Regions from separate parts of the Homo sapiens genome. Here all the other regions are linked to region 2. Evidence: chromatin contacts called from ENCODE Hi-C or POLR2A ChIA-PET data. All regions are on one chromosome and are shown on one strand. Each heading gives the region's core, a stretch centred on a gene start or an enhancer-like site at or near the end of the contact. The rest is flanking DNA. Distances are from core to core; before and after follow the strand shown. Region 1 holds the start of GRN (granulin precursor). Region 2 holds the start of ETV4 (ETS variant transcription factor 4). Region 3 holds the start of COA3 (cytochrome c oxidase assembly factor 3). Region 4 holds the start of RND2 (Rho family GTPase 2). Region 5 holds the start of LSM12 (LSM12 homolog).

Region 1 (5,853 bases), core at 996-3,495, 800 kb before region 2:
GGGAGGCCCAGGTGGGCGGATCCCAAGGTCAGGAGTTCAAGACCAGCCTGACCAACGTGGTAAAACCCCATCTCTATTAAAAATACAAAAATTAGCCATGCGTGGTAGCGCACACCTGCAATCCCAGCTACTCAAGAGGCTGAGGCAGGAGAATCGCTTGAGCCCAGGAGGTGGAGGTTGCAGTGAGCAGAGATCACGCCAACATACTCCAGCCTGGGTGACAGAGTGAGACTGAGATTCTGTCTCAAAAAACAAAACAAAAAAACCCCTGAAAATGTTACATCGTTGCTGAGTTATACAATGTAGTTAGGCTTACGATGGGTGCATCTATACTGAACATCTACAGATAGTTCTTTCTTATTATTCCCTAAACAATTCAGGATCACAACTATTTACATGGCATTTCTTTTTCTTTTTCTCTTTTTTTTTTGAGATGGAGTCCTGCTCTGTCACCCAGGCTGTAGTACAGTGGCGCGATCTCAGCTTACTGCGAACTCCGCCTCCCAGGTTCAAGCAATTCTCCTGCCTCAGCCTCCCAAGTAGGTGGGATTATAGGTGTGCGCTACCACACCTGGCTAATTTTTGTATTTTTAGTAGAGATGGGGGTTTCACCATGTTGGTCAGGCTGGTCTCAAACTCCAGACCTCAGGTGATCCACCTGCCACGGCCTCCCAAAGTGGTGGGATTACAGGCATGAGCCACCACGCCCAGCCGACATGTCATTTCCATTGTATTAGGTATAAGTAATCTAGAAATGATTTAAAGTATGTATAGGTTATATGCAAATATTACACCATTTTATCTCAGGGGCTTGAGCACCCACAGATTTTGGGGTCCTGGAACCAGTTCCGTGAAGATACCAAGGGACACCTATAACACGTCACACATCAGGTCATGGTGACGTCAGGCTTTGATGGCCCCAGAGCGTATTGGACCTGGGTTCATATCACTAGTGGCACGATGGGCAGTGCCTGGGAATGGTGCAACAGGTACAACAGAAACAGGGTACAGGGACTGCCTGAAAATCGCACTTGGGTCCTAATCCTAGAATTGCCAACTGTGAGGGCCTGAGAAGTTGCTCTCTGTCTGTGCCTCAGTTACCCCACGAGTCTAGGTGTGGATACCACTGCGGGGGGAGGGGCAGGAAATCTCACCCACCCAGTCACTCACATCCTCTCTGCTCCACCTGGCTTTCCTCAAGTGCCCCTCCCCTAACTCAGCATCCCCAAGAGGCCACCTCCTGGACAGATAAGGATGAAGTTCACTGGTCCTGGACAGTGGACCCTCTCCTCAGCCCCACAGCTCCCAGGCAAAGCACCTGCAGCTGGCACCGCCTGCTTCCTGGGTGTTCTCAGCAGGCTGTCCGCTGCCATGGCTTGCTGGGAAGGGGAGTCTGTCTGCACAGGAGTGTTCGGCTCCCTGGTGAATTACCTGTGCATGTGGCCCCTCCTGTTTACCCTAAATTGAGGGAGTATAGTGTATGCTTCTACTGAATACAAGCACTCGCATACAGAAACAGGGATGAGGAGGCGAGTCGCAGTCTCTCATGCCACCCTACACCGCCAAAACAGCCAGAGGGGACAGCAGCCTCTTCAAGACCCTAGCTCCGTTATCTTCCACTAGGTGGCACCCCCCAACTCCGAGTGCCAAGGGGAGAGGAAATTCCCAAAAGGGGAGCCAACCTAGCTGCAAATGAGCAGGAAAAAGTGGCTGGGAGAGGCGGAAGCTAGCTCGTCCCACCCGCAACAAGAGGAAGTAAGGAGGAGCCAGACCAGGTTCAGTCACCACTCCCAAGTCCCTACTACCTTCGAGAAGCCAAGGTCTCAGGTCTCGTTCCCAGGCCCTCGGAGCTCCCAGCCCAGGGTCGCGCGCCCCTCCGGCTCCAGGCCGCCGCGGGAACCACCCACCACCACCAGGAGAGGGGAAGAAGCCAGCACCTACCGACAGGGGTGGAGCTGGGTCAAGAATGGTGTGGTCCCTGCTTTGGGGGAATGCTGGGGAGGTAGAAAGCCCCTTCTAACGGGGCGTCACTGCAATTACTGCTTCCTCTTTCCCATAAAACTCCCCCTAGTGTATCAGAACCCCCAAGGAGTTTCAGTAAGCGGTTCTTCTGTTGTCTCCGGCTGAGACTCCAGGGGAACCTCAAGCTCACATGGCCCTGGCGGGCCCCTGGGCAGGAGCAGGCGAGAGGTCTGCGCGGCCGCTCTCCTACCTGCGTCCGACTCCGCGGTCCTTGGGCAGCAGCAACCGGGTAGCGCTCAGACTACAGACCCCAGCGCGATGACCCGCCTACCTCAGTTTCCATTGGCCAGGGATCAGGGCTACCCGCTCCCATTGGCTACTTATCAATATAGAGGTGGGGCCAGCCTGGAATGCTGTGTTTCTTTTCTACTCAAATCACTCTCCTCCCTGCTTCCTCTCGCCCCACACCCCATTTCTAGGGATCATGTGATTGGAGAATCATGTGACGTCGGGACAGCCTCAGCAGGGCAGCTGGTGCTCGTCGCCTTCCTTAACCCATCCTGCAGGCGCCTGGGGGAGTTTGCTAGAGATGATAGCGCGTGTCTGGGGCATTGACAGTGCGAGGGAGTGTTATGAATTGGGAATATTTGTGCTCGCCTTTCTATCCTTTTGTTTGTTTGTTCTGAGACGGAGTCTCACTCTGTCGCCAGGCTGGAGTGCAGTGGCACGATCTCGGCTCACTGCAACCTCTGCCTCCCGGGTTCAAGCGATTCTCCTGCCTCAGCCTCCCGAGTAGCTGGGACTACAGGCGCGCACCACCACGCCCAGCTAATTTTTGTATTTTTAGTAGAGACGGGGTTTCACCATGTTGGCCAGGATGGTCTCGATTTCTTGACCTCGTGATCCGCCCACCTCGGCCTCCCAAAGTGCTAAGATTACAGGCATGAGCCACCGCGCCCGGACTTGTGTGTTTGTTTTAGAGACAGGGTCTCGCTCAGTCGCCCAAGCTGATCATAGCTCACTGCGGCCTGCAACTCCTGCTCCCAAAGCGATTCTCCTACCGCAGCCCCCCAAGGCGCTGGGATTACAAATGTGAGCTACTGAGCTGGCTCGCTCCTATCCTATCCTGCCCTGTCTTGTCCTGTCCTGTCCTGCCCTATTCTGCCCTATTCTCCAAACTCGGTTGACATGCTAGGCAGGCCCCAGAGTGAGTTGAAGGATGGTTTCCAGGACAAAGATAAACAGCCCCAAAGCCCTTTCCTCAAGGTGCTCAGCAGGACAGGGAGCAGGGATTGGTGGGAGACAGTCTCAGGCTGAATCTAATTTAAGATACAAGGTTGTGCGCCAGTTGCCAGGTGTAGGGAGAGGAAGTAGATTGTCTCCAGGTGGGGAAGAAGAGATTTCATTCCACCTTAGGAGCATCTCCTTGAGCTGAGTCTGGGAAGATTTTAACTGGCAGGTGGAGGAGGAGGTGTTGGGAAGAGCCCTGGGAAACCAGATGGGAAGGGCAGGCTTGGCAGGGATTGAATGCCATGTTCAATGCCAGTGGGCTTCAGGAGCTGCTGGGTGCCTGGCACGGGCTGGGCTGTGGTGGGGGCTGTCGAAAGAGAAGTGGCTTCCTAGTCTCCAGATCGGCCCTGCCTTCGAGGAATTGATATGGGAGGGTGAGGAGAGAAAATGTACCACAGAACAGATTAGCCAGTGACAAGAGTCAGCCTGCTTGGTGCCAAAGGGCCTGGGCCAGGCAGAGATGGATGATGGGAGATGGGCCAGGAGAGAGGAGAGGCCCAGGGAAAGCCTGATACTGGGCCGTGGAGGAACGGCAGTGTCTGCACAGGGGATGGAGACTGCTGCAGCCTGAGCAAGGAACTGGAGCTGAGGATGAGGCAGGGGCAGGGGGATGGCTAACCAAGCTCGAGGCAGCAGAAGTCGGAGGAGGGAAAGGGTGCCAACCGAGCTGTGGAGTCGTGTGGCAGGGGTTCTAAGCCTGGAGCTAGAGCAGACCCAGACAGCGGATAAGACACCTGGCCTGCTGAGGACCTAGTACTAGTCTGTGCCCTGGTGACACATTTGTGCTTATTTTCCTTCCTGTGTATCTTGAGACTAGGGAGTATAGTTTATGCTTCTATTGAAACACACACACACATGAAACTTTCATGAAATGTTAGGTGAATCGATCAATAACCTACTAATTACAACCACCCAGAACCAGAAAAAAATACAGGTAGAAGAAAAAAAACCTAAACAGACTGAAACAAATATCACAAAGTCTAATCGTCAAAGCCGTGATTCTTGAGCAGCGGCAATTTTGCCGGCCAGGGACATTTAGGAGTGTCTGGAGACAATCTGGGTTGTCACAACTCAGGGTGGAGGGACACTGGCATCTGGTAGGTAAGGGCCAGCAATCCCACTAAACATCACACGACACACAGAACAATCCCCCACAACAAAGAAGTATCCTGCCCAAAAGGTCAATAGTGCTGAGACTCAACAACCTACTTCACAAATGTTTCTCTCTCTCTCTCTCGCTCTTTTTTTTTTTTTTTTTAACATCAGAAGGGTAAGGTGCCACGATAACGAGGTCTGTAATTCCCTACTCAGGAGGCCGAGGCAGGAGAATCGCTTGAACCCGGGATGCAGAGGTTGCAGTAAACCGAGATCGTGCCACTGCATTCCAGCCTGGACAACAGAGCGAGACTCCATCCACCCCCGCCAACACAAAAAAATTAAAGTGTACAACTCAATGGTTTTTAGTGTCTTAAGAGAGTTATGCAGCATCATTACAATCAGTTTAAGACCATTTTTATCACCACAGAAGGCAGCCTTATGTCCTTTAGCAGTCACCCTCCCTAACCCTAGGCAACCACTGATCTACTTTCTACCTCTATAGATTTGGATATTCCATATAAATGAAATTTTATAATATGTGATCTGCAACTGGCTTCTTTCACTTAGCATAATGTTTTCAAAGCTTATCACATAGCAGGTATCAGTATCTCATTTCTTTTTTGTTTGTTTCTTTTCATTTGTTTGAGACAGAGTCTCACTCCAACACTCAAGCTGGAGTGCAGTGGCACGATCTTGGCTCACTGCAACCTCTGCCTCCTGGGTTCAAGCAATTCTCCTGTCTCAGCCTCCCGGATAGCTGGGATTACAAGCATGTGCCATGATGCCCAGCTAATTTTTGTATTTTAGTAGAGACAGGGTTCCGCCATGTTGACCAGGCTGGTCTCGAACTCCTGACCTCAAGTGATCCACCCACCTCAATCTCCCAGACTGCTGGGATTACAGGCGTGAGCCACCACGCGTGGCCCATTTTTGTTTGTTTCTTTGTTTTTGAGACAGAGCCTTCCTCTGCCGCCCAAGCTGGATTACAGTGGTGCCACCTTGTACTGCAGCCTCAGACCCTCCCACCTCAGCCTCCTGAGTAGCTGGGAATACAGACACATGCCACCACTCCCAGCTATATTTTGTATTTTTTTGTCTTAATATGTTGCCTAGTCTGGTCTCAAGCTCCTGGCCTCAAGTGATCCTGCTGCCTCAGCCTCCCAAAATGCTGAGATTACAGATTACAGGCTTGAGCCACTGTGCCTATCTTCATCATCCCCCCAGCATTTTTTTTTTTTTTTTTGAGACAGGGTATTGCTCTGTTACCCAGGTTGGAGTGCAGTGGTGTCATCTCTGCTCACTGCAACCTCTGCCTCCTGGGCTCAAGTAATCCTCCCACCTCCGCCTCCCAAGTAGCTGGGACTACAGGTGCTTATCACCATGTCCAGCTAATTTTTGTGTGGTTTTTGTAGAGACAGGGTCTTGCCATGTTGGTCAGCTAGTCTCAAACTCCTGAACTCCAGGGATCCTCCCACTTCAGCCTCCCAAAGGGCTGGGATTACA
Region 2 (5,528 bases), core at 250-2,749:
CTTATAGAATATTACAGCACCTATAGAAAGGGAAGTTTACTTCCATTTGCACAAGCAGATCTCATGGAATGAGCCCTTATGAACACTAAACAGCAATTGTATGTTTTAGCCTTAGTTCTGGCCAGACAGGCCCAAAGAGCTTACATGTGTCATTTCCTTCTCTGAAACTCCACTGCCTCATCTGTAAAGTGGCGGGTGTTAGGTTAGATGAATTTGGGAAGCCACTCCTGCTGGCCTGGCATTTGAACATTCTTTTGTGTTTATCACAAACAGGCAGGATAAAAAATCAGGCTGTCCTCAAAGGAGTGCATAGGCTGGAGACATAGAGAATTGTCTCAGCAAAAAGGCCTTTGAGGATTCATGTCCTTTGTGCCCCCATGGCCACAGCCCAAGCACCCCAGGTCCCCTCAGATGTCTGTCTTGGACATAGCTGCTTGCCTGGAACCCAGCACTGTATCTGACACGATAAATGTTTATTGAAAGAAGTGGTGAATGGATGAGATGACAGAGACTATGACCAGCTTCTTAGCTAAAACTGAAACCCATCCTGCCTCCAGATCATCAGAACCTTTGGGGCTTTTGCTCCTTTTGCTGGCTCTCAGATAAGAGGGAAGATGGCTGAGAGGGAGCTACACTTTCGGAAATCATCTACCCTGGGGCTTCTGGTTTCTGCTGCAATCAGTAGAAAGTGGGTCACAAAACAGCTCTGCAGAGAACAGACCCTTGAGGAAAAGCCTGGATTCTGTGCCAGTTTACATTTATTGATCACCTACTGTGTATCAGTTGTCACATAGCTTAACTCATTTAATCATGGCTTCAGAGGGGTGTACAGGAGAGTGTGAGGGATTTGAGGCTGTAAACCCCAGAGGTGCTGACTAGCTGAGTGACCTCAGGAGAGTTACCATCCCTCTCTGAGTTTCATTTTTAATATCTGTAAGATACAAACGATCCATTTCGCCGGGTTATGGGAACGAAATGAGCACGTGGAAGCGGAGCGCTTCATAAATGCTAGTTATTATTGTTCCTCTGGGCACACAAGCCCGGTCGCCTCCCTCCTGGGCGCACACAGACATGTTCATACTCCCACGTACACGCAGATGCAGAGACGTGTGCAGACGCCAGCCGGAGGAGCACGCGGCGCATCAGACCCAAGACCGTGGCGAGACGGTGAAGAAGCCGCGGGGTCCTCGGCTTCTCTCTTTTTCTCTCGGTTCTTTATGAATGAACTCCAGCCGCGAGTTTTATTTTTTTATGAATGGGAGCCGGAGCACTGAATGAAGCCGGGAGCCAACCCCTACATTCTGATTGGCCCCCGCGGCTGGGAAACTCCGCCCCCCGGCCAGGCCGGACGACTCTCCGGATTGGCGGGCGTGCCCAGCCCTGGGGTTCCATTCACAAAAGTCAATGAAACAAAGGGAAACGGGGGGCGGTGTGGCGGGGCGGGGGGTGGAGAGCTGAGGCCGAGCGAAGGAAATGCACCAATCAGCTGCTCCCCCGGGCTCACAACTGTCTGCTGCGCCCGAAAAACAAGTCGGTGCGCTGGGGACCCGGGGCCGGGGCCGCCTTACTCCGGCCTAGCCCCGCGGCCCTCGGTGCGGGCTCCAGGGCATGCTCGGGACCCCCCGCGGCTCCAGCCCAGACGCCCCGGCCTCAGGTGAGGCTGCGGGAGGGAAAGGGAGGGAGAGTGTCTGTGATTCCCCGCCTCGCCTCCAATGCACACCACACTCACTCTCACCACCCGCCTCCGCAGATTCCAGGGCGGGGGTGGGAGGTGCTGGGATTCAGGGTTGGAGGGGGCGCGGGAGTTGTGGGCATGCGATGGTGTGCGCTTCGCCTGCTCCTCCGCGCGCGCGCGCGTACACACACACACACACACACACACACACACACACACACACACACACGTTCTTATGTAACCGAGCCCGGGTAAAGCAGGGCTGCAGAAAGCAGAAACGGCGAGCCCGGCTCCTGGGAGCAGGTGGGACCTCCTTTGGCCTTTGGCGGGAGGGGAGTGGTGGTGGCGCTCGGCCTGGCAGGCGGAAACCTCGCCATCGCCCCAGTGAGTCGGAGAAGTTTCGCCGTCGGACCCAGAGCCTTGGGACTGCCCCCTCCCCGCCCCCATCGCAGCCCTCCCTGGACGGTGTGCGAACGCAGCCCCCTCCCCCACCAGGTCTCGGCCCCCGCTTGGGGCCCCGGCCGTGCGGCCGGAGGGAGCGGCCGGATGGAGCGGAGGATGAAAGCCGGATACTTGGACCAGCAAGTGCCCTACACCTTCAGCAGCGTGAGCGCCGCGCCGGCCTCCACGCCCGCCCCGCCCCGCACCCAGCCCCTACTCTCACCACAGCCCCCCTCCCCGCAGTCCCAGCGGAGTCCTGGGCTGCCCCGCCCCTGAGTCACCCGAGGACCCCAACCTCGTCCCCCAGACTAAGCGCCTCAGGGTGACTCGCGGGCATTCTCCCCGCTTCTCGCAGAAATCGCCCGGAAATGGGAGCTTGCGCGAAGCGCTGATCGGCCCGCTGGGGAAGCTCATGGACCCGGGCTCCCTGCCGCCCCTCGACTCTGAAGGTAAAGAGCAAGAGAGACAAACCGCGACCCTCCTCCGCCACACACACACACACACACACACACACACACACACACACACGGCCGATTCTGGAACCCCCGCCTGTTTCCCCAAAAAACTCGCCCTCCAAGGGATTTTGGTCATTCTTCTCGGTCCCTACTCCCAAGGCAGGGGAGTCACCGGGTCTTGCTAGGGCCCCTTCTCTCTTACCGTCCCCTCCACCTCACCTCCAATTCCACTATTTACCCCTCAGATCTCTTCCAGGATCTAAGTCACTTCCAGGAGACGTGGCTCGCTGAAGGTGAGTAGTTTTGTGACCTTTTCTATTTTGGGAGGCTGGACAGGGGGACACTCCGTAGCCCCTGGTATTCCACCCTAAGCCCTACACTTCTCCTCTCCCTTCCCTGCCTCAAGGAGTTCTCCAAGGCCCTCTCCCCAGGTCCCTTGCCACTCTACTCACCCCAGCACCCAGCGTGGACACTTATATTGATATTTATTTTCTCTACCCTGAGCCAGGCTTGTGTAACTAGGCTTGAGGATGAATCAGACCATTGTGTGGGGTATTTGCTTATTTGAATGGAACTTGGCCCCAGGCCCATTTTCCTGGTTGAAATTTTCATTTGTAAAGTTTGTTTTGCAGAAGCCGCCAGGCCAAGGTGCATGTTGGGGTGTTGTTGGTGGGGGGTGGGGGGAGAAATTAATTTGTCACTCATCCTCCAGAGTTGCCCAAGCATTGATTCTTATCCCCTGGGTTTCTCTTCTTCCCAACCCCCAGCACCAAACAATTTACTGTCCAAGCCAAAAGAACAACAAAAGTTTAAATAATTCTTTTCGGCAGTCCTTTGGCACAGAGAGCCCAGGGCTCCCTCCCCAAATAGCCTTGATTGTAATTCTAATAGCAAGTGTTCCTCCCTCTTCCATCCCGCTTGAATACCTCTGCCTCCAGGCAAATTCCCCCCTTCCTGTGTGCTGGGGAGTTAGCTGTGAGCTGGCTGGGGTGGGGTCCGTGGCTGGGTCCGTGGCTGGGTCTGATGGGGAAGTGGTGTGTTCAGGAGGTTTCCTGGTTGGATTCTTCAGTGCGTTTTGGTGGGGCCTGAGGGTGTCGCTGGTGGGGCTGCAGGTGGGAGGGAAAATGGTGGTTTAGACAGTCTCTGAGAGGGAAGGGTTAACTACCCCCATCTTAGGGTTTATTTTAACACTATGAAAATGAAGAAGCCAAAACACTAGGAACTCCTTTTTTGAGGTCTTTTTGAGGTATTTTCCTTAGGATCTCCTCATCCCTCCACCCTGGGTATCTAATTTTTTTAAAGCTCAAATCCAACTACCCTGGAACTCTCCATAGAAGCTCGGAGTAAAAAGAAAATGACCCCTGACTAGATCCTTGGAGTGAGACTAGGTCTGTCTTGCCCACTATGATATTCTAAAAATATATATGTTGACAGAATGACTATTTAGCATAGAGCAAGCACTCAAGACATTTTGTGGAAATAATGGCTGAATGGCTGTGTGAGTGCTGGAGGGATCTGGAGGTTCTGAGGGTATTGTGTGCATCATCCCCGACCCTGCAAGTCCTGCATGCCCAGCTCCAATTTACAGGCAGAGCTTTGCCCCGTCTCCCCATCCTTCTTCTGAGGTTCTGGAGCTGGGCTAGAGCTGAAGAATGCAGAGGTGTCAGTTTCCGTGGGCTCTCAAAGACTTCCTTTCCCAGTGCCTGATTTCTCTCTGGCTCACCGGGCTTCATTCCTTGCCTGTCAGCTGAGAGTCCCCACAGTGGGCAGCTCCTAGGGCTGTGAGCTAGGGGTGGGCTGAGGTTGGCATTTTGGCAGCAGCTGGTCCATCTGTGCCTGGGTTTGAGATGGGAGGGGGAGGAAAATGCTCTCATCTCTCTACCTTGGAAGTCCCACCCCTTGGCCAGGGGTCTGGAGAGGGTACAAATGTCTGTCTGTGTCAGTGTCGGTGTGACAGCAAGTGTGTGTGTGAGAGAGAGAGAGAGAGAGAGTGTGTGTGTGTTAGTTACATGCTGCTGCCCTGTACATTTAAATCCAGTGGGTGGGGAGGTGGGGTGGGGATTGCAAGGCGGAGGTGAGGGGGGTGGGCGCTGGGATCTCCTTGGTTCCCTCTCCTTCCTTCTGAGGGAGCAGCTCAGGTTCCCAGCTGGTGATGGATGGCCAGGTCTGAGGGGGGGATGCTGAGGCCGATCGCTCCTTCTCACTTTCTCTGCGGAGACAGATGCAGCTGCCGGGGCCCTGTCCCCCTGCACCATCCCAACACCACCCCAGCCTCCTCTCCTGTCTCTTCCCACCAGGTCAGTGACCCCGGCAACCCATGGGGAGCTTTGGGGTGGCAGGGAGGGACTAGCTTCTTTGGAAACTTGCCAGTGGTGGGACGCATTAGGAGGAAAGGGGACCAGAGCCCAACCTCCCTTTCTCAGTTTGGTTTTTTCCAAAGCCCCAATTTGAAGAGAAGCAGCAGGGGGGTCCTGGTAGTGTGGGTGGGTCTGTGAAGACAGCATTTGGAGGAGGCACAGGTTGGAGCCGGGCAGATACAGGAAGATTCCAGTGTGGTTGCAGGTTCAGTGTCCTGCGTCCGGGCGTTGAAGGGTGAGTGTGAGTGCGGCTTTATGGAGGCAGCTCACATATCCTTGGGGTTGGGTTTTTGTACACAGGGGTGAATGATGTGAGGCTAGGAGGGCGTGTCTGATTTGGGGGTGCCTGGGATCTGTTGAGATGTTGGGGAAAGAATCAGGCTGCTACAGGGAGACCCAGGCTCAGGCAGGCTGAGCCCAATATGTGTCTGGCTATGGTAAAAGATATGCTGGTTTTTTGTCCAAGGTTCCTTTCCAGGCTTGTCAGGAGCCCTGAATCCTTGGGGAAAATGACTTTGTTGTCTATTTGGTAGTAAGGGCCATTGACTCTAGGCCATGACCCCTTTGTGTGAGGCTCAGGTCTGTGGATTCCCAGAAGCC
Region 3 (5,451 bases), core at 2,630-5,129, 750 kb after region 2:
GACAGAATTAGTTTAAGCAATTCAGCATAATACCCTAGAACATATAATTGTGTCTCTTATTAGTCATTTTATTTGCTGGACTTTAGGCTTTATTTCTTAGTTTTGTTCTTTGTGTATGTGTGCAGTTGTTAAGTTTTGGTTTGGTTTTGCTCTGAATTATCTGAGCATTTGTTTCTGTTTTCCATTTTAATTTGCCAAAAAAACTGAGCTTGGATTAGGTGGAATGGATGAGGGTTACACCTTTCCCTTGCTATTGGCCCCACCTCCTCGATAACAAGCATACTCAGATCTGCTATTAACTAAAAGACCCTCCCCTTTTAACCTCTCTCTTTCCCATCACTGTTGAATTTTTTTTTAAATAAATAAATAAATAAATAATAAATAGACGGGATTGTCCTATGTTGCCCAGGCTGGTCTCAAACTCCTGGGCTCAAGCAATCCTCCCATCTCAGCCTCGCTGTTGAATTACTTGAAAGCCTGGCTTACACACCCACTGCTTCCACTTCATCGTTCACTTCCTAATTTTCTATCTGTTGGCTTCTACCTTTCCTAACTTGCTGAAATGATTCTCAGAGGACAGTAAATATGTCCAAATTGTTAAATATCATGGCTTTTTGCAATCTTTAGTTCTGTTGATATCCCTAAAGCATCTGAAACTTCTGACCATTATCCTTTTCAAAGTCTCCTCTTGGCTGCCAAAAGTCCCTTGGTTCTGTTCCTATCTCCTCCTTTTATTTCCTTCACAAGTCTTCTTACTCCAATTCCCTGAACACAAAGTGTTTTCCCAAGGAACTGTCCTTGACCTGCTTTTCTTTTCTCCTTCTAGGAGCTTATCCTCTGCCACAGTTTCAACAATATCATTGTGAAGATAACTTGAAAACCTTGATCTCCATTTCTGACCTCTCTTCTAACCTACTCTTTGAATAGTCTACAAGAACACTTCTTTTAGATGTTCTGCAAACACCTTAAACTCAGCAGATCCAAAACTAAAGCTATTATACACACACACACACACACACACACACACACATATATTATATATATATATATATATATATATATATATATATATTTTTTTTTTTTTTTTGAGACAAGGTCTCACTCTGTTACCCAGGCTGGAATGCAATGGCGTGATCTTGGCTCACTGCAACCTCTGCCTCCCGGGTTCCAGCCATTCTCCTGCCTCAGCCTCCCAAGTAGCTGGGATTACAGGTACCTGCCACCATGCCTGGCTAATTTTTGTATTTTTAGTAGAGATGGGGTTTCACCATGTTGGCCAGGCTCCAAAGCCATTATTATCTTTCCCAAACAAAAGTCACTTTTCCTCCTGCTTTATTTATGTAGTGTGTCTGTGTTTTTTGTGTTGTTTTTTTTTGTTGTTGTTTTTTTTTTTTTTGGGAGACAGAGTCTTGCTCTGTGGCCTAGGCTGGAGCGCAGTGGCACAATCTTGGCTCACTGCAACCTCCGCCTCCCAGGTTCAAGCCATTCCCCTGCCTCGGCCTCCCGAGTAGCTGGGACTACAGGTGCCTGCCACCATGCCCAGCTAATTTTTGTGTTTTTAATAGAGACAGGGTTTCACTATGTTGGCCAGGCTGGTCTCGAACCCCTGACCTCGTGATCCACCCGCCTCAGCCTCTCAAAGTGTTGGGAATACAGGCGTGAGCCACCGTGCCCGGCCGTGTCTGTGTGTTTCTTTTAATGACCACTATACTTCCAGTCTTCCAGGCTCAACCGTTTAGCATAGTCACGTTTTCCTCCTTCACTTCCTAAATTTATCCACAGCAGAACCCTAGACTTTGCCTCTAGAATGTTTTTAATCCACCCTCCCTTGTTATTCCCTCTGCCCTATCACCTAGCCTACTGACATTGACTCTACCTGTCTGCCTACATCCCATCTCCCTCTGGTTTAATCCATCCTTTACCTCCTTTACATCACTGCCAAAATAATGTTTACTAAGGCAGGGTTACCATCGTATCCCTTATTTTAAAACCTTCACTCCCTTATTTAAAAACCTTCAATGTCTTCTTGGTTTCCTACCAAACCAAGGATAAACTCTTCCCCTTGGCATTCAAACTTCCACATGGAATGTCTCCAAACTACCTTTCCAGTATTAATTTCAACTATTCTTCCACATGCACTGGCCAACATGGACTACACTGTACCCACATGCACCCTAAGCACCCCATTTCCATAGCTTTACTCATGCTACCTCTTTTTGGTAGAAACACTGTCTCCTTCCTCCCCCTTCACCAACCCAATGTCCTCCTTCCTTCAAGGTCTGCCTGAAATGTCCCGATGCCTGGGCCATCCCCTGAATTCTTCCTATTACCCCATCGCTCCTCTCAACCCCCATAAACGCTTGTTTTATTTCTCTCTGACGTCTCTTATCTAACCATAGTACCTAGTCATTGCATATTTGTTCTAATATCTCCCCCAAATTGCACATGGTTTGAAGGCAAGACCTCTATCTCTATTTCATCTTTCTTTTCTCTTTTTTTTTTTTTTTTTTTTTAGACAGAGTCTCGCTCTGTCACCCGTCACTCAGGCTGGAGTGTAGTGGCGCCATCTCAGCTCACTGCAAGCTCCGCCTCCCGGGTTCATGCCATTCTCCTCCCTCAGCCTCCGGAGTAGCTGGGACTACAGGCGCCCGCCACCACACCCGGCTTTTTTTTGTATTTTTAGTAGAGACGGGGTTTCACCATGTTAGCCAGGATGGTCTCGATCTCCTGACCTCGTGATCTGCCCGCCTCAGCCTCCCAAAATGCTGGGATTACAGGCGTGAGCCACCGCGCCCAGCCTTTTTTTTTTTTTTTTTTTTTTTTTTTTTTTGAGACGGAGTTTCATTCTTGTCGTCTAGGCTGAAGTGCAATGGCACGATTTCGGCTCACTGCAACTTCCGCCTCCTGGGTTCAAACAGTTCTCCTGTCTCAACCTCCCGAGTAGCTGGGATTAGAGGTGCGCGCCACCAGTCCTGGCTAATTTTTGTACTTTTAGTAGAGACAGGATTTCACCATGTTGGTCAGGCTGGTCTCGAACTCCTGACCTCAGGTGAACCTCCCACCTCAGCCTCCCAAAGTGCTGGGATTACAGGTGTAAGCCACCATGCCTGGCCCTCTATTTCATCTTTCTAGCCAAGCGGTGCCACTCAAGTATTCCATACATGTCGAAGAAATCAAGGGGAGGGCACTGTTGTGACTTATCCATCACTATATCCCCAGCACCCCACAGAGAGGTGTTAGCAAACATTCTCTGAATGAATAAAATCAACGGAATCTCAAGGTCGGTGCCTGAAAGACACAAGCCCCAGTCTCCCAAGAACCCAGCACCCCGGCCCTGCAGCCGCACCCACGATCTGGGGCTCCCTGAAGCGGCCCAGCCGCCCCGAAGCCTCCCTCACTGCTTGCTCATTCTGCTGGGCCAAGTGAAGCAGGGCGTCTTCAATCGTCTCTGTGGCGACAACTCCAAACTGAAAGTCAACGAGGGAGGCCGATCGTGGCCTCATGGGTCCGTCCATATTCACGAGCCTCTTGGGGCACCTGGACGGGTTCACTGGATCCACATACCGACCCCCTTAGCTCCTCTCCAGTCTTCTGCCACACCCTGGATTCCTCGTCCCCTTCCAATGAGTGTGTCGTCGCCTCAAGTCTGAGGAAAACCCAATTACCACCACAGCCTCGAACCCTCCACAGCTTTTTCCCGCCCCAACGGCCACGGACTCCTCAGCCAATCAGAAAGCACGTCCGCTTCTCACCTCCCGCGTCCATCCCCTGTGCCCGGGAACCGCGGCTCTGCCCCGCAAAGGGCACGCGGACTACAACTCCCAGAGTCCACTGCAGCGGCCAAGGGCTACTGTTCCCAGCGAGGCCCGCGCGGCGGCACCGCGAAGGGAGGAGTGGCAACATGGCGTCTTCGGGAGCTGGTGACCCTCTGGATTCTAAGCGTGGAGAGGCCCCGTTCGCTCAGCGTATCGACCCGACTCGGGAGAAGCTGACACCCGAGCAACTGCATTCCATGCGGCAGGCGGAGCTTGCCCAGTGGCAGAAGGTCCTACCACGGCGGCGAACCCGGAACATCGTGACCGGCCTAGGCATCGGGGCCCTGGTGTTGGCTATTTGTATCCGTCCGTGTTGTAGACTCAAGGGGACCGCATATAGGGGCAGGGGAACAGAGTGTGCAAGAGGGCTGAACCACCCGTTTAATTTTGGGGTAAAATGGGTAGTACTTTCCTTTGTTATTCCTAAGGTACTCTTTTAATTTGATTTATTAATAATAACGGAATTGGGGTTCAGGGTTTAGAAACAGCAGCGGCGGGAAGCCGGAATCACTGATTTGGGAGAGTAACAAGAGTGGTAGAGCAAATCTAGGAAAGGGGAATGTGCATATTCTGTGTGGTTTCCTGAACCTACCTCCCCAGATGGTTACACCTTCTACTCGATTTCCCAGGAGCGTTTCCTAGATGAGCTAGAAGACGAGGCCAAAGCTGCCCGAGCCCGAGCTCTGGCAAGGGCGTCAGGGTCCTAATCTGGATGGGTATTGATCATGTCCAACCTGCTGGAGCCCCTTCACATGGTGGATGATGCCCCATGACCCTGTAGAAATTGAATCCTGCTCACAACATTGTTGGCCTTCTTACTAACCTTGGACCGTGATTGAGCCCAAGAAACCAGGGACTTACGCATTTGGCCAATGTCAAAAGAACAGAACTTTGCCCACTGCACACTTGCTGTGTACAATGACTGAGCCCTTTCTTGTAGTTTGTTTCCTTGTTTGAGAGGTGTGCATGCGACCGTGGCTTTTCCCAAAGTTTCTGACTTTGTGGTTTACCCCCTTCACCTTCCAGGGACGCAGTTGTTACGAGGTTAGACGTGGCAGCTCTGTGCAGTGTTTGAGCCTACAGTGGGATACATAGGGTCAAATTGAGAATAATAAACTGAGTCATTCTCCTGGAGTCAAGTGAGTATGGAGGCTGAGAGGCAGCATATGGCACTTCATGCTGGAAAGCTTCACAAGCAGTAGCTGCAGTGGTGGCATTGCCCCAGGGAGCTGTAAATGTTTAACTAGAATTACTTTTTCCATGAGATCTTTCCACCTGATTTAAGGGAGAGATCACTGGGCAGTTTGAGACTGAACCCACGTCTTAGGGGAAGGAAGGTCACTCTTCTGTCCTCTACCCACAAGAACATACTGTAACTCTACTGCTTTTCCCATCCCCAGAGAGAGGGAGGGAGAGAGAGGTGGATGAAGGGTGAAAGACAAGCAGTCTTCATTCTTTTAACTTTCCCTGGTACCTGCCTATACAGGTCTAGGGTGGGGTCTGGAGGGGATCCTAACTTAGTCAAGTGGATCACTGACCTTGCAGTTTCCTCATTAACTGATGGCAGGAAGCCAGAGGGCTGGGCAGCTTCCACCCCTGCCTCCCATTGTGAAAAGAAAGTCCCTTTTAAATCCTC
Region 4 (5,507 bases), core at 2,488-4,987, 520 kb after region 2:
AAGGTCACCATTTGATACCAGCTTCCCTAACGCCCACCTGCCCCATCCCAGTTCATGCCCCAGATGCCAGCCCTGTTAGCTCCCTCAACATCCACTGGAGAAGAGGAGGGAGGAGGAGATGAGAAACGATGATACCCTTCTGCCCTCCAGCTCCCCTGCCCAGAATTGCTCGCTCTGCCTGCCCTAACTTCCCAGCCAGGATCAGGAGGTCAGGAAGCCTGGGCGCAGGCAGGGGAACAATTGTGTCCCTCACCACCCCTCTTCACACTCTGCCCTCTCCTAGCCCCTCACATGAGGTTGCAGCTTTTGGCTCGATCCTTGTGTATCTCGCCCTCATTCCCCCGGTCTGGCCGTCCTGACAGCTGAGCGGATCGCTGCATTCCCCGGCGTGAGTCAGTTCGGCGCAGCTGCCTATGGCCACGGCCAAGGGAGGCCACTGTAGCCACATGGAAGACATCCCTGACGCTGCGCTCAGAGGACCGGGAGGAGCACTCAACATAGGACACAGCCCCCACCTGCTTGGCCAGCACAGTGCCCTGGAAAAGGAAGGAGTGCATGGGAGAAAGTTATAGGTCTTAGCCTGCAGCTTAGAAAGGGGCATGGAGGCTGTGGGCTGGGGTTGAATGTCAAGGCTGGGGGCAGTCAAGGGATCAGGTCAGAGGTCACAGACCAGAACAAAGGATGAGCCAGGTAAGGTGTTTTCAAATCAGAGACTGAAGGGGCAGAGGTGACAGGTCTAGGCTGGGATGAGGTCAGACGTCAAGGGTCCCACCTGCTCATGTGTAACAGGGATAAGCCTCTGCTTGGACAGCTCCCTCAGTGTGGCCAGGTCAGTCCGCATGTCCAGTTTACAGCCAACCAGCACAACCTTGGCATTGGGGCAGAACTCTTGAGTCTCTCCTTGCCACTATGTAGGAGAAGAAAAGAGAATTGTGGAGGGGTGGAGGGAGGCACAGCGTGAGCCTTTGTGCCATGCCAGCAGTGTGCCCTCTCTTCCTCAAGCACGCAGAAACCATGTATCCCTCAGGACTCTCCCACATGAGGAAGGAGGTGAGAATGCTAGGCTTGGTTTGAGAGCAGGATGGGGTGAGAGAGAAGCAGCGGGGAGGAGAGGGCTGGCGTGGGCCTGTGGACTCTTCTCCCTCAGTGGCTATGAAGGGTCTGCCAGCCTGGAAACTTCCCATTCCCACTCGCCTTTCCCATACTCTCTCCTGGGAACAAATTTATCCCACCCTCCCCTCCCCCACCTGGGAACTGGGGCTGCCCTAGCTGACTTCTGTCCATTCACCCCTGGCTTTTGTCATGGAAACTGGGGCCTGGAGAGGAGGCCACAGGGCTTTCCTGAGCTCCAGGATCAGGCTTCCCATCCCATCCCCTCCATCTGGGACTCCCACTGCCAAGGAGTTGGAAGAGCAGAGAAGGAATCCTGTGAGTGCTTCTCCCTTCACTCCCCCACCTCCCCTAGCTGCTGTATCCAGCTCTGAGGACTTTCAGGAAAGGGGTGGCTGGGAGGGATGGGGGCTGGAGGCAGGGGTGGCAGGGATGAGAGCTTCACTCGCTAACCAGCTGATGGCCATACCCCAGCCATCACTCCCTCCTCCTGGCCCATGTTATGTCAGGACCATGGTGGTCTGGTCCCCCTCAGTCTAGCTGCCCTATTTCCCCAGGCTCCCACCTTCTTGAGAACACTGTCCAGTGTTTCTGGTCGGCTAATGTCGAAGCAGATGAGCACAGCATCAGAATCAGGATAGGCCAGAGGCCGGACATTATCATAGTAAGAGGAACCTGAAGGAAGACAGGGCATGAGGGGCCTGAGTGGATGGGAGGCCTGGAAGGGAATGGGAGACCTTACAGATCCTGGTCAAGGGATGCTGGGAGCAGAGAATGGAAAAGAGCAACCATTAATACCCATCATTAATACCCATCATGGAGTCTGGGTTTCCCAAGTGGGGGAGCGGGCAGAAGGGAGGTCACATGGTGGGAAACGGCTCTCTGCTTCCCTAGTGGTTTAAAAAGTAATAATTTTTATTCTTGACTGAGGTTTGGACCCCTTTGAGAAGCTCATAAAATCTATAGACATTCTCATAAAATGTTGCATGTGCTTTCTGGGCTTTGGCAGTCTAAAGCCCTGAAGGGAACTCTTGTAAAAATAAAAACCCTCCTTATGTTGGGAGGAGGAAAAGAGCAGTGGCAGGGAGAGCACTCTCCCATTCTCCTGGGACTTGACCTCAGATTTATCTAGTTCAATGGAGAGAAACAGCCTCCTGACCACCCCTCACTCAAGACATTCTAAATGTCTTTTCTGCTTTTTTATTTTTTGAGATGGAGTCTCGCTCTATCGCTCAGGCTGGAGTGCAGCGGCATGATCTCGGCTCACTGCAGCCTCCGCCTCCCAGGTTCCAGCGATTCTCTTGCCTCAGCCTCCTGGTAGCTGAGATTACAGGCACGTGCCACACGCCCGATTAATTTTTGTATTTTTAGTAGAGACGGAGTTTCAACCATGTTGGCCAGGCTGGTCTCAAACTCCTGACCTCAGGTGATCCCCCCACCCCAGCCTCCCAAAGTGCTAGGATTACAGGCGTGAGCCACCGTGCCTGGCCTCTAAATGTCTTTTCTAAACCCAGTCTTATCTCTGAAGGAACATGTTCCAAATTAAAAGCCATTCCTTCCCAACTTTCCCAGGTAGGCAGGACCCAGCTGAGGGGCTCAGATCCTAGGCTTTCTCCTTCAGGACATGGTTTCTGTCAGGCTCTGCAAGTTCTACCTCAGTTTCCCTGGATTTTAGCAGAATATTGATTTTTCCCTTCCTGTTGGAATTGGATGGATGGGCTGGGCTTACCTGGAACCTAAGGGTCTAACCAAGGGAGGGGACAGAGTGGGCCGCCTTGGAAGTCAGGGTGACCCCCAGGGACTTGGCTACCTGAAGTGTCCCACATGTTGAGCTCAATGCGGCGCTTGTCGATCTCAAAGCTCGCAGTGTAGTTCTCAAACACGGTGGGGACATAACTCTGCAGACACGGATGGATCCAGATGAGATCATCTCTCCAAGTCCTCACCCCAGATAAATGCCCTCCTCACTCCCACACCCCGTCCAGCCCAGCCCCTGGACACAAGTTGGTCTGGGATTGGGCAAAGGGGAGATCCCGGGAGCTCCTGCCCCCCCCCCCCCCCCCCCGGAGAATCTCTGCTAAGCTCCCAGACCTCCTCCTGTTCCCTTCTGGTCCCTTCAGCCCCCTAGTTCTTCCCCTCTCCATTGCCCAGGACCTCCGACATTCCCCTCGCCCTCCCTCCCGGATGCTCTGGTTCTCCCAAACCCCATCTATCTCACCCTGCTCCCTAATTCCTCCCACCCCAATCCTCTGCAGTCCTTCCTGAGCCCTCAAGGCCTCCCCGCGTCCTCCGACCCCCTGTCTCTTGTCCCTGGTTACCCGAGTACCCATTCCCATCCGTCGCCAGGGCCCCTGTCACCCACCCCCCAGCAGCCTTAGCGTCCCCCTCCCAAGACGCAGGTCCCTCACCCCGGGATAGGCGTCCTTGGCGAACACCTGCAGCAGCGCCGTCTTGCCGCACTCTGCGTCTCCCACCACCACGATCTTGCAGCGGCCGCTCTGCCCCTCCATGGTCCCGGCTACGCGCCGGTCCCCCACGCCACCCCTCTCCCGGGCCCCGCCGCCGCCTCCCCCGCCCCTGCAACTGCAGCCGCTCGGGCCGCCAACACCGGCATCTCGCGGGCCCGCGCCGAGCCCCCGCCCCGGGTCCGCGGCCCCCCCTCCGCCCCGCCCCCAGCCAGGCGGCCGCGCCCCCCCGGCCCCTCCTCCCACCCCCGCAGCCGGGGGGCGGGGCCCAGAAGATCTGGGCGGAGCCCTGGGAACAGAGGCCTCAGAGCCGGGGTCCAGCCCGCCGGTGTGGTCTGAGGGGCCCCTGCCGGTTTGGGACAGGCCGAACTGGGCTTATTTGACTTTCTCGGATATAAGGGCAGGTCAGAGTTCAAGCGAAGTTCTTAGGGGTAGAATATGAGCGGCACAAGCGCGAAGCTCGGGCCTGCTGTGTACCCACGCGTGCACGCAGGTGTACCAGTGCGGACAAGAGCTGGGGCAGCCATCCACTTCCTGAACACGGCGGGAGAGAGATGCTAAGGGGAAGGAGGGAGCCTCTTTGGTTTTCTCTCCCGCGTCCGCCTATGTCCTGGCAGGGGGTCTTGGGGAAATGGGAGGGTGAACCCCAGCACACCCACCCGGACGGTGGTGACATCATAGCTTTCCGTCCCCATGGCAACGGGCAGCCGGGTCTCCGGTTACATTGACTTAACCGCCGGCCTAGACTAGCAGAGAAGCGTGGACTGAGTTCCTCCAGCCAAGCACTGGGTGGAAAGTTTTGGGGGAGCTGCGTCCTCTGGTGGATGCTTGGGGACAAGGAGATAAGGAAGAGAAAGAACCAACCGCCAGAGTTGCTCTGCTGGAGCCAGAGCTAAACCCAAAAGTCAGGCTTGATTAAGAGTCTGACAATAGGCCGGGCGCGGTGGCTCACGCCTGTAATACCAGCACTTTGGGAGGCCGAGGCGGGCGGATCAAGAGGTCAGGAGATCGAGACTATCATCCTGGCTAACACGGTGAAACCCGCACGGTGGGCGCCTGTAATCCCAGCTACTCAGGAGGCTGAGGCAGGAGAATGGCGTGAACCCGGGAGGCGGAGCTTGCAGTGAGCCGAGATTGCCTCACTGCACTCCAGCTTGTGCAATAGAGTTTCGAAAAAAAAAAAGTGCTTTTTTATATCGAGGCAATTCGAGTCAATAATATATGCTGCAAATAATTCTGTAAAGATAACTAGAAGCTGGGCGCGGTGGCTCACGCCTGTAAACTCAGCACTTTGGGAGGCCAAGGCTTGCTTGCGTGCAGGAGTTTGAGGCCATCCTGGGCAACATTAGCGAGACCCTCTCTCTAGAAAAAAAAATCAAAACTTAGCTAGGTTTGGCCACTCTAGGCACGCTGCCTATGGGGTAGCCCTGCTCTGCAAAGAGCAGTAAAACATAAAGTTAGCCGGGCGTGGTGACACATGCCTGTGGTCCCAGCTATTCAGGAGGCTGAGGTGGGAGGATTGCTTGAAGCCGGGAGTTTGAGGCTGTAGGGAGCTGTGATCGCCCCACCTCGCTCAGCCTGGGTGACAGAGTGAGACCCTGTATCAAAAAAATAAAAATATAAATATAACTAGAGCACGCAGCATCATCACTATGTTACAGAAGGGAAAATGAGGAACAGAACGTTAACACCAAAGTCAGAAAGTTTTAAAGGCTTGGTCTCCATGCTTCTACTTTGCCACTGCAAGACCACAGTGAATTAAGTCTCATCCCTGCCTGGGTTAGATGTCAGAGCCTGAGACACAATGTAGTTGGACTCCAGTCCACAGGTGGCTGACTCCAAATCTGATATGAGTTAACTCCAAATCTGATGTAAGTTCAAGTTTTGGGACTGTTCCTTAACTTTTTTTTTTTTTTTTTGAGACGGAGTCTC
Region 5 (5,923 bases), core at 1,429-3,928, 520 kb before region 2:
CAGAAATTCCGTCTCCAAAAAAAAAAAAAGGTGTAAAGGAGGGAAGCTGGATATAAATCTTCGTTTATTGCCTTTGTAGTGAACAGAATTTTTATTCCTATTACAATGATTATACCAATACCTCCAACACCAGGAAGTTTTTTTTTTTTTGAGACGGAGTCTCGCTCTGTCCCCCAGGATGGAGTGCAGTGGCGCGATCTCAGCTCACTGCAACCTCTGCCTCCTGGGTTCACGCCATTCTCCTGCCTCAGCCTCCCAAGTAGCTGGCACTACAGGCACCCACCACCACACCTGGCTAATTTTTAGTATTTTTAGTAGAGACGGGGTTTCACCATGTTAGCCAGGATGGTCTTGATCTCATGACCTCGTGATCCGCCCGCCTCGGTCTCCCAAAGTGCTGGGATTACAGGCGTGAGCCACTGTGCCCGGACAATACCAGGAAGTTTTTAATTGCCGAAGAGAAAGCCTACATTGTTTACCGAGTCTTTGAGGTTTGCCCTCAACCTTAAGCAGCCTACTCCCACACTCCGCTTTGTAATATTTCTGACCTATACATTCCTTGAAATCACCAAGTTCTCTCCTCTTAGGGGTCCTGGCCCGTGCAGTTCCCTCTGCCTGGAACATGGCCACTCTTTTTCCTTGCCAATCCTTCAGGTCTCAGTAGAGATTTTTCACTTCCTCCAAGAAGGCCTTTCCTAATGGCTCCTAGAAGTCTTATATGAAAACCTATAATCACGATTCCATATAAAAAGTGGAAAACTGGAATGGCAATTATGTATGATTTATTATGGGGGCCAGAACAAGGATGAGAGGCATGAAAGTTCTCTGAGGCCGGCCACATGGCTCACGCCCGTAATCCCAGCACTTTGAGAGGCCAGCCGAGGCGGGAAGATTGCTTGAGCCCAGGAGTTTGAGACCAGCCTGGCCAACATGGTGAAACCCCATCTGTACTAAAAGTACAAAAATTAGCCGGGCATGGTGGCTCGTGCCTGTAATTCCAGCTACTCCGGAAGCTGAGGCAGGAGAATCGCTTGAACCTGGGAGGTGCGGGTTGCAGTGAGCCAAGATGGCGCCACTGCACTCCAGTCTGGGTGACAGAGCGAGGCTCTATCTCAAAAAAAAAAAAAAAAAAGTTCTCTGAAAAAGCACACTATGAAGGAGCAGAATTTTTATTCCTATTATAATGAGTGTATCAATACTTCCAACACCAGGAAGTTTATGTTTCTTGGAGGGCAAGGAAATACTTTTGAACTTTGTTCAGGTTAAGCCGCGCCAAGACTGGCCCTTTGCTTCCCTCTGGACTAGAGAAAGGTCAACCTGTTTCTTATACATGAAGCGAGGATCCAAAATTTCTATAGTGAGCGGTGGGTGGGTTAGCGACAGCCATTGGTGGTAGTAGGGCTTGAAAATGCACGCTCATAGTCCTTTGCATAAGATTAAGAAAACGACTGTTTTGTACATCAGACGGACATTCAAGGGCAGGGGCGCAAAACCCCTCCTCCAAGCCCCTTTTTGTCACTATCCGCTGCTCCTCATTCCTGCCTTTTGCCTGGCTTTCTGGGAGAGAGGGCAAAAAGGGAGAAGGGGAAGTGTCTTGACTTCTAAGAGTGATGGGTGACTAAGGGGGAACTACCATTTATTAAAGACCTAGTACATGCCATGCACTTATACCCGTTACCGCATTTAAACCTCCTAACTATGAGGTAGGTATTATTATGTAACAGAGTATAGCAGTAAATAGCACCGTCCTTGGAAATAGGCAGACTGTTTTTGCTAGTTGTGGAACCGTGGACAAGTTTAGTCTAAAACTTAGTTTATGTAAAAGGAGGACATTGATTCCTACCTCAAAGGGCTGTTAGATGCTCAAGAAGTGACAATACAAATGCCTATGAAGAAACAGGATCAGGTAATTTGCTTGCTCAAGGTCAGGTGATTTAGTAAGAGGCTGACCTCGGATTCTGGTTCCAGCTTATCTAACTCCACAGCCAATGTTCTTTCCACTATCACTCAGTAGTTATAATCATCTTTTTTTGTTTGTTTGTTTGTTTTGAGACAGAGTCTCGCTCTGTTGCCCAGGCTAGAGTGCAGTGGCACAATCTTGGCTCAGTGCAACCTCCGCCTTCCAGGTTCAAGAGATCCTCCAGCCTCAGTCCCCCTAGTAGCTGGGATTACAGGCACGCGCCACCGTACCCGGCTAATTTTTGTATTTTTAGTAGAGACGGGGTTTCACCATGTTGGCCAGGCTGGTCTCGAACCCCTGACCTCAGGTGATCCACCCGCCTCGGCCTCCCAAAGTGCTGGGATTACAGGCGTGAGCCACCGCTCCCAGCCTTATAATCATCTTGTCCAAGTATCGTTAAGTCCTCTGAGGCTCTGATTCCTCATATGCAAAATGGGGTTAACATATTTTATAAAATTCATTCATTAAACTCTTGTGTGGAAGGTGTGCATATAATGGAGACTGCAGCTCCCTCCTCTTTCCCCTTTTCATTCCACGTAGGTCATTTATCCTTAACTTCTAAAATGGACTCTACAAGCACTTAACCGAGCGGACGCAGCTATACAAATACTTTTCAGATTCCCCTTTATTTCCTCTTCTTTCCCACTCCACCTAGGATCCCGCCCCAACCAGCGCCAGGCCACGCCCCGGCGTGTGACGCAAGCACGCTCCGTGCGCGCCGTCGCGTCGCGGCGCTCACTGGGGGCCCGGCTTTCGCCCGCTGCTGCCGCCGCCGCCGCCGGCCGCGGCTGCACTCCCAAGATGGCGGCTCCTCCGGGCGAGTACTTCAGCGTTGGGAGCCAGGTGTCGTGCCGGACGTGCCAGGAGCAGCGGCTGCAGGGCGAGGTGGTAGCCTTTGACTACCAATCCAAAATGCTGGCTTTAAGTATCCTTCCCTGCGTGAAGCCCGAGTCCGGGCCGGCGTGTAGGTGCGGTGGTCGGGGGGTGGGGGACGACGGCGGCGGCTGGGGCTCTCTCCGGGCCTAGGGGCGACCGGCTACCGCGGCGCCCGGGGCGCATGCGCACGGCCCTGAGCTCCCCTCCCCCTCCCGCGGGCCCTTCGGTCAGCTTTGGGGATCCTGTCTCTCTCTCTTTGCGGGAGCTGGGGCTTTACCGAGGATCAGTGGGTGGAGGAGGGCTTGACACGGGGATGGCTTTTTGGGGGGAACGTTATGAGAGGGGACACAGTAATTAGGAGAGGGGGTGGTGGTGGGAGGGGGCTGATGGATTGGAGCCCGGATGGAAAGGAGGGGCGGGTGAAATATTATGGGGAGGGGTGTTTAGGGTAAGGAACTGCTGGTAGGGCAAAGGTATGGAATTTAGGAGGGCATGTGCACTGATGGGATTTCGTCCAAGGAAGGGCGGTGGGATGGTGACCAAATTGGTCCTTGCCTGTTTTGGGGGAGAGTAAGTTCAGGGCAGAGTTTGTATCTGAGCTAGGGATAGTGGCTTGTTTCGCTGATGCGTGTGTATGTGTGGTGGGGGGGCTGTGCTGATTTTTAGGCTTCTCGGTCATTTGGAAGTTGCTGTTTAGGGGATGTTTGCACTGGAAACCTGTTCCAGAGAGGGCTTGCCAGGGGCTTATGTGGTTTGGGGATGTGTGAGTTACAGGTGAAAGAGTGAAGTTCTCATGCTGCCTTGATCAGTCCAGCACATGGAGTCCTTTTACGTAGTAGCAGCCTCCCTTTTGAAAGTAGCAATGTTAAACTGATTGGAAAAGGTGGCCTGCTTCTTTGGGGTGGAAGTGACTTCTGAATTACTCCAGGAAACTCAGTCTTGGAAATGAAACACTTCCTTGTTGGGATAAATGTGCCACGGCTTCCCTTTTTATGTGAGCCACAGGTGGGTTTATTGGAATTTTTTTTTGGAGGAGTAATTTTTTATGGCATCTTTTTTTTTTTTTTTTTTTTAAGATGGAGTCTCGCTCTGTCGCTAGGATGGAGTGCGGTGGCGCAATCTCGGCTCACTGCAACCTCCGACTCCCTGGTTCGAGCGATTCTCCTGCCTCAGCCTCCGGAGTAGCTGGGATTACGGGCACGCGCCACCACGCCCAGCTAATTTTTGTATATGTTTTTTTTTAACAGAGATGGGGTATCACCATGTTGGCCAGGATGGTCTCGAACTTCTGACCTCGTGATCCGCTGGCTTCAGCCTCCCAAAGTGCTGGGATTACAGGCCTGAGCCACCGCCCGGCTTTTTTTTTTGTTGTGTTTTTTGAGACGGAGTTTCACTCTTATTGCCCAGGCTGGAGTGCAATGGCGTGATTTCGGCTTACTGCAACTTCCGTCTCCCGGATTCAAGCGATTCTTCTGCCTCAGCCTCCCGAGTAGCTGGGATTGCAGGCATACGCCACCGTGCCCGGCTAATTTTTTGTATTTTTAGTAGAGACGGGGTTTCACCGTGTTAGCCAAGATGGTCTCGATCTCCTGACCTCGTGATCCACCCGCCTCGGCCTCCCAGAGTGCTGGGATTACCAGCGTGAGCCACCGCGCGGCCTAAGAATAGTTGCTTTTTTAAAAAAATAAGAGGTTACACCTGGAAGAAATAAGACCTTTTACATTAGTGGTTTAGTTGGAAGGGTCTTGTAACTAGGAATTACTTTTTTTTTTTTTTTTTTGAGACGGAGTCTCGCTCTGTCACCTAGGCTGGAGTGCAGTGGCACCATCTCGGCTCACTGCAACCTCCGCCTCCCGTGTTCAAGTGATTCTCCTGCCTCAGGCTCCAGAGTAGCTGGGATTACAGGCATGTGCCACCACACCCGGCTAATTTTTTTTTTTTTGGTAGTGACGGGGTTTTGCCACTTTGGCCAGGCTGGTCTTGAACTCCTGACCTCAAGTAATCTGCCCGCCTCAGCCTCCCAAAGTGTTGAGATTACAGGCGTGAGCCATCACGTGAGCCTGGCTGAATTACTCAACTTTTACTTGACATACAGTAGGCTCTTAAATGGTTGGAGAATGAGTTTGTGAATGAATGAATGGATTAACTGGCTGGGTCACCTTGGGTGAATTTCCTTTCCAGTGTGTAGTTTTCTCCTCTGCAAAATGGGAAAGCTCACATCTGAAAGAGTAAAAAGAATACTGTGCAGACACAGAGAGTATTATACGAAGAACAGAAAGGTCTAGCTCTTTTGTCTGGCTCATAGGTTCAAGACAAACGCATTAAATCTGCATTATGCCTCTCCATAAAGCCAGTAGAGAGAAAGTGACAGAACTCCTTTGGAAGCTTCCAAGGATTTGGGCAGGAGGAAGGTGACAGGCAGAGATTTCCTGAGGAGAACCGTGATTCTTATAAGGCCCTCATGCTCCTGGCCTGCCTTTTACAAGCCTTGTGTGAATCGTGTTTTCTATGCCCCTTTTGGGATGTGTCAGTGCCTCTGCTTGTCCTATTTTTCCTTAACTTTTTTTTTTCTCACCAGAATGTCCCTCTTCCAGTGGAAAGCCCAACCATGCAGACATCTTGCTCATAAACTTACAGTATGTTTCAGAAGTGGAAATAATTAATGACCGAACAGAAACCCCTCCTCCCCTAGCTTCACTCAATGTTAGTAAGGTAAGGACTCAAGGGCAGATCTGGCTCTCTAAAATGGTGGGAAAGATGAGTCTCATTGAGTCTTAGTGATACATTGTTGTCTATTTTTTATTTTTTAAAATTGACTTAAAATTGTTTGTTCTGATATCTTTTTAAAAAATGTAGGTTTAGTTTTTCTCTTTATTCCTGGATGTTATCAGTAGATCTTAAGAAGTAGCTTAACTCCCAAATAAGTTGAGAGCTTGCTTCTGCCTTTATGAAAGAGGACTTTTTAAATCTTGGAGTTCATGATGAACTAATAGTGCTGCTGGGGTTTGGGTGGTGGCGTTACCTATGAATGTCTTCAAATTGTGTATATGTGGATGTGTGCATACGTGAATATATGCATTTTCTGCT

Evidence for each region. Hi-C counts contacts between places; a loop is a spot of excess contacts on that map. ChIA-PET counts read pairs that join two places held with the same protein, here RNA polymerase II (POLR2A). Pooled maps may share reads with other maps.
Region 1: a pooled map shows a loop between it and region 2 (3-fold over the local background). The contact joins the promoter of GRN here to the promoter of ETV4 in region 2. A Hi-C loop is called at or near these places in 1 of 50 pooled maps. POLR2A ChIA-PET finds 5 or more read pairs at or near these places in 2 of 52 experiments (H1 and WTC11).
Region 3: a loop to region 2 is called in a pooled map, with 4 times the contacts of the local background. The contact joins the promoter of COA3 here to the promoter of ETV4 in region 2. A Hi-C loop is called at or near these places in 1 of 50 pooled maps. POLR2A ChIA-PET finds 5 or more read pairs at or near these places in 2 of 52 experiments (K562 and PC-9).
Region 4: a loop to region 2 is called in a pooled map, with 5 times the contacts of the local background. The contact joins the promoter of RND2 here to the promoter of ETV4 in region 2. A Hi-C loop is called at or near these places in 1 of 168 maps with a recorded cell type or tissue (breast epithelium) and 3 of 50 pooled maps. POLR2A ChIA-PET finds 5 or more read pairs at or near these places in 3 of 52 experiments (B cell, HEK293 and WTC11).
Region 5: a loop to region 2 is called in a pooled map, with 6 times the contacts of the local background. The contact joins the promoter of LSM12 here to the promoter of ETV4 in region 2. A Hi-C loop is called at or near these places in 1 of 37 single-sample maps with no recorded cell type and 7 of 50 pooled maps. POLR2A ChIA-PET finds 5 or more read pairs at or near these places in 1 of 52 experiments (Caco-2).

The regions. Positions count from the first base shown.
Region 1 is chr17:44,341,694-44,347,546 of GRCh38, reverse strand. It overlaps GRN (granulin precursor), which reads right to left and starts at 2,245. Exons shown (of 13, transcript NM_002087.4): 1 at 2,213-2,245. RefSeq lists enhancers at 1,973-2,122, 3,274-4,199.
Region 2 is chr17:43,542,311-43,547,838 of GRCh38, reverse strand. It overlaps ETV4 (ETS variant transcription factor 4), which reads left to right and starts at 1,499. Exons shown (of 13, transcript NM_001079675.5): 1 at 1,499-1,654; 2 at 2,171-2,281; 3 at 2,472-2,565; 4 at 2,817-2,864. The coding sequence starts at 2,222. It also overlaps a transcript of DHX8 not described here. RefSeq lists enhancers at 1,074-1,233, 1,355-2,132, 2,133-2,910 and silencers at 1,324-1,373, 1,394-1,533, 1,584-1,703, 2,154-2,203, 2,244-2,303.
Region 3 is chr17:42,797,132-42,802,582 of GRCh38, reverse strand. COA3 (cytochrome c oxidase assembly factor 3) reads left to right here and starts at 3,879. Exons shown (of 2, transcript NM_001040431.3): 1 at 3,879-4,115; 2 at 4,416-4,958. The coding sequence starts at 3,902. The coding sequence ends at 4,522. CNTD1 (cyclin N-terminal domain containing 1) reads right to left here and starts at 3,722. Exons shown (of 7, transcript NM_173478.3): 1 at 3,347-3,722. The coding sequence starts at 3,515. RefSeq lists enhancers at 3,867-3,916, 3,937-3,986, 4,127-4,196.
Region 4 is chr17:43,023,461-43,028,967 of GRCh38, reverse strand. RND2 (Rho family GTPase 2) reads right to left here and starts at 3,737. Exons shown (of 5, transcript NM_005440.5): 1 at 3,519-3,737; 2 at 2,921-3,008; 3 at 1,676-1,785; 4 at 773-907; 5 at 1-536. The coding sequence starts at 3,620. The coding sequence ends at 288. RefSeq lists a silencer at 3,774-3,913.
Region 5 is chr17:44,063,426-44,069,348 of GRCh38, reverse strand. LSM12 (LSM12 homolog) reads left to right here and starts at 2,678. Exons shown (of 5, transcript NM_001371445.1): 1 at 2,678-2,885; 2 at 5,415-5,548. The coding sequence starts at 2,762. RefSeq lists an enhancer at 1-199 and silencers at 2,596-2,715, 3,006-3,145.